Linked DNA regions of Homo sapiens: region 1 is linked to region 2. The links are chromatin loops, found by intact Hi-C in ENCODE. Cell type or tissue: MCF 10A. All regions are shown on one strand.

What was found. Hi-C counts contacts between places; a loop is a spot of excess contacts. Peaks named below come from ENCODE experiments on the same cell type or tissue, not always from the same donor. Only the 100,000 strongest peaks of a DNase experiment are listed, where the experiment ranks them.
Region 1: a loop joins it to region 2, with 3 times the contacts of the local background. A loop is called at or near these places in 7 of 110 quality-filtered maps.

What each region holds. Positions count from the first base shown.
Region 1 is chr7:133,229,366-133,231,865 of GRCh38, forward strand. No RefSeq gene overlaps it. Among named protein-coding and RNA genes, the nearest start is that of EXOC4, 22 kb to the right of the region's middle. In MCF 10A, a CTCF peak has its summit at 1,434 (motif pointing left); a DNase peak (open chromatin) is centred at 1,426.
Region 2 is chr7:132,934,001-132,936,500 of GRCh38, forward strand. The region is part of intron 4 of CHCHD3 (coiled-coil-helix-coiled-coil-helix domain containing 3); the gene reads right to left. Among named protein-coding and RNA genes, the nearest start is that of MIR3654, 100 kb to the right of the region's middle. In MCF 10A, no CTCF peak of the experiment used is centred here; no DNase peak of the experiment used is centred here.

The DNA of each region.
Region 1 (2,500 bases), 300 kb after region 2:
AGAATATGGCAGTCACCCATCCTCTGGCATAACATCTATAAATGTGTTATTCCTCCATCCCCTACCCAAAACTCTTTCAAGGTGATCATTCAAATGCATACTTTTCTGCATATTATAAAGTAATTTTTCGCTTCTTTTGTGTTTTGATAGATGTTTCCTGGTATTTAGCTTCAGAATGTTTCCTTTTATGCATCTGAAACATTGTCATTTCTTGGAGACTCTAATGTGGCTTTAAAAAAAGAGGATCACTCTGTCCCCAACTGTTACCTGCTCTCCAAGGGAGAGCTCAACCCCAGGAAATTGGAAGGTACTGATTATTTAGCCTACCTTAGTTCAGCTTCGTTATCACTGTTATAACACCTTTGACTAGTTGCTGGGGTTGGAGTGATGGCGAAGAATATATATTGACAATATTTCTTTTTAAGAGATCAAAGCCTGTATTAGTTATAGTATTCCAAAAGGAAAAAACACATAATAAATTAATTGTTATAACCATAGCCTTTAACATCTTACAAAGTACTTGTACATCCTTTTCTCATTGAAGCCTACCTGCAGTTCTAGGTTGAGATTATTTTTATTTACCATTGAAAAAAACTGTGGTCATGTGGCTTACACAATTTACACAAACCTTGTTTCTAAGGTAAATATCACAGACATAGCAGGTCTCCTGTTCTGTGACATATGACAAAAAGAGACAAATAAAACATGTTTTTCCTTCCTTTTACTTCATGTTTTCACTACCTCCCTAACTCCATCTGGTCCAGGTTGAAGTAAGCTGACAGTCTTCATTTACCTTCTGTTTGTTTTGAGAAGACTCTTGAACAAAATTAAACCTCAGGGGCAGGATAAGAAAATTGGGAGAAGGAGACAGGTTCATTGGAAGACATAAACCATGAAGATGATTGCCAATATGGGGACAGACAAGGTTAACTAGAAATCTGTTTGGCTATAAAGCAGGAAAGATAGAGCCAGTATAGGAAGATCAGAAAAAAGACAGGAATCAGGAAAACTCCCTAATTTTCAGACCACGATTTCACCTTTTCATAGCATATTAGGATGAAATGAACAGAAATCCTGTTTCAATATGTTAGACTGTGTAAACTAGATGAGCCACATGTATTCTCTGGGCCTGTTTCTCTCTCTCCTAAACACACACACAATTTAGGATGGCCAAATAAAATACCAGATACCCAGTTAAATATGGATATCATACTAAAAGATAAATGCTTTTTTAACCTAAGTATGCCTCAGTTTCATATGAAATATATGAAATCTACTAAAAAATTGGTTTCTTTATCTGAAATTCAAATTAATTTGATGCCCTGTATTTTTATTTACTAGATCTGGCAACCGAAACCTAATGAAACTTGAGATCAACTTGCTGCCACTGAATATAACCCTATGGAGCTGAGGAAATCACTACTGCCCCCTGTTGGACTCGGTTGGAACAGTCATTTTCTTGTTTTGAGATGTGCATATTAGTTGCAAATAATTCTTAGTTTCTGTCTGTAGTTACACAAAGTTTGTGCTTTAAGTACAGTTTCCACTCTGTTGATGCTGAAACAAGTTTTTCAAGTAGATCTGGTTTGGAATTTGTTCTCTCCTTCCCCAAGTTCCAGAGATGCTCAACCCCTTCCACTATCACCAAGATAACTTCCTTTGCCAAACTAGCAAACATGTCCAGTTAAATCATAAATTGAACTTAACGTCAACCTCCCATGGACGCATTACACATTACACATTACAGATGCCATTAATGTGCACATATTACACATTACTTCCTTTGCCAAACTAGCAAACACGTCCAGTTAATGATAAATTGAACTTAATGTTGACCTCCCACGGACACATTACAAAGACGTAATAATCAATGTCACAATTTTCCCTACAAATCCTACTCATTGGGTGTGAGATCTATCACAAAAAGTTTGTAGAACCTCCCTTCCTGGGAGTTGGTTAATTTGAGAGAGGTCATCTCAAATGGATCAAATTCAGGTGTATCAAATGGCAGGGAGGAAGAAATAGACGACTCCTCAGACTCCATCAATTACATTTTTATTTGTTATATCTCATTCTCTACTTTGCCAGGGAGAACATATGAAATTGGACTTGCAAAGATGGCGAACCATCTCTTCCAAAGAGTGTAGAGCGATACTCCCATCCCTGCATCTGACCATGAACCTGACCCTTTTTATAGCCCCCACAGTAAAAGCCAAAATAAAGTAAGATTGCTTTGTGTGCCCTTGAGGTGGTTTTGGTGCACAGAAAAAAACCATTCAGCAGTCTAAATATTCCTATTGAATGTATTAAATGTTAACTATGAAAATATAAATCTCATCTTAAGTCTTTTCTTGAAGTGAAATTCACTTAAGATTAGGCATTTTAAAGTGGACAATGTAGTGGCATTTAGTCCCAAACATTTCCATTGCTCCAAAGTAAAACTCCCTTCCCGTTAAGCAGTCATTCCTCATTCCCACCTTCCCCCTCACCTTGGCAATCA
Region 2 (2,500 bases):
CTGGGGCACCTGATGATTTCCACCCTGGCAGATTAAAGGTTTAGCTGAATAGCATTTCACTGGGAGGGACTTACTGGACCTAACTCTCCTTCTCTACAGCAGCCAAGGCTGAGAACCACTACTCAAACTTCTCAAACTTCTGATTTGCCTAAGGATTCACCTGGGGATCTTGTTAAATTGCAGATTCTGCTTCAGTAGGTCCAAGATGGGCTGGAAAGTCCCACTTGTGATAAGTTTCCAGGTGATGCCAATGCTACTGCTCTACACACCGCATTTGGTTCTATTCCTTGAAACATCCTCTCACTGAGTTACAGGCCTTTCACAAATGAAAATCCTATCGTGGTCCTGGGCTCACACATTGAGGATCTCTGGAGGATTTCTATATCCTAGAGAAATTCACAATCCATGGGGTGGGACACAGATAAGCAGGGAAATGCTGCAGTCCACAGTTCTCTATCATCTGACCCCACATCGCTGTTCTTCATATGCTTACCTGATTCTGAAACCAAATATATAGTTATATACCTAGTTGCTTTCGTATTTAATGACCGTCTTTCCCACTAGAATACACACTCCAAGAGAGCAGCGGCCTGTGTATCACATTCCCCATTATAACTCTAGAGCCTGAAACAGGGCCATCATGGAGTAGATACTCAACAAATGTTTGCTTCCTCAAAAAGGACTGAATGAGATGACATGGACACCTTATTTCAAAAGAGCGCTAGGTGATGCCGCTCCTACACTGCTAGTTCATTCTAGGCAAAGACACATGGGGCAATAACCTTAGTCTAGCCTTTTAGCCAGTACTTTGGTAGGTCTGACAAGGGGTACAAGATGATAAAGATGAGACTATTCTGCATCTTCTCAATTTCTATTTATAACACATTTCTTATACTATCTCCCGCACAATATGGAAAAGATACAAGTGGAGAAATAATATTTTTGTACTTCAGTTTCCTTCAGTTGCCATAATGAACATGCCTGGAATAAAAGAGCTTTATAAAAAAAGGGAGGAAGCCTCTGGAAAGACAAGTTCTGAGTATACTCGTGTAATCCAAACTCCACTGGACCCCCAAAGGACCACGATGAAATGGCAAGAGACAGCCTCAGGAAAATTATTAATCCTGCCTCAGAATCCAATCACTCACAAATGCCTACTGGCAAAACTATTCAAGGCCTCACAAAATTAGAAAACTAACAAAATTAGAAGTACAAGTACCTGAGGCAGCACATGAGCAAAAGTAAAACTAGTGGAACACAGATTTCGCTCAGCCACATGAACCCTACAAGGCCAGCACTGACTCTCAGTGATTTTTCAGACTGGAGGTTGCTACCTACTATTGGACTATTATATCATTTTAGCATATCACACTAGCATTTTTAATATGAAAATACAATAAAATAGAAACTTTAAGAAGGCAGAAAACAATAAATCACAAGTAGTAGTACTTCCTATGTATGAATTAAAATCTGTGTGTACTCTGGGTCAGGATGTAAAATATATTCTTGCAGGTTGTAATTTTAAAATTTTTGTAAATATCCATCTATACCAAGAAGGGTCATATTTCATATAGTGCCTATATCTGAACTGGTAATGTTCACAATTATACTAAGAAAACACATTTATACTAAAGAGATGGTTTGGCATAGTAGCCCAGAGCATGAGTCTGGAGCCAAACTGACTGGTGACTCTAGACAAATCACTTCACTTTTCTAAGCTTCCTTTCTATCATAGGGTGTTTAGTCAATTTCTGCTGCTGTAACAGAATACCAAAGACTGGGTAATTTGTAAAGAAAAGAAGTTTGTTTAGCTCATGGTTCTGGAGGTTGCAAAGTCCAAGGGCATGGCGCCAGCATCTGCTTGGCATTTGGTGAGGAGTTTCTTGCTGCATTATCCTTTGGCAGAAGGCAGAAGAGCAAGTGAGCACACAAAACAGAGAGAGGATGGGGGCCAAACTTATCCTTTCATCAGGAGACCATTGCCTGGACAACTGCCTACACCTGAGATAACAGCAGTAATCCATTCACGAGTGCACTGAGAGGCCCACTCTCACAATGGCAATTAAATTTTGATGTGAGTTTTAGAAGGGACATTCTAACCATTGCATAGGCACAAGAATACAACCACCTCATGCTTTAACAATTTAAGAACGTACGTGGAGTTAGTATAGTGCCCGGCATGAGTAAGCACCCGATAAATGACAGGCATTATTGTCCCCTCTTAAATGCAGGTCTAACATGCTTATTTTCCATTATTTCAATGATAAAGTACTAAAGAACAGGGGATAAGATCATTTTCAAGTGAGCAAAAGACTGTAGCTGCTACCAAAGTAAAAACTGAGAAATTCATCTAATTCTGGAAGAGTCCATTTGAAATCAAAAGCTTGCGGTTGCAAAAGGGCAAGAAGGAAGAGCAGTGTACTCATGGAAATGCCACAAAGTTAAGACACAGCAAGGTCAGGGAGCAGAGGTCAATAAAGGCACAAATTAAATTTTCACA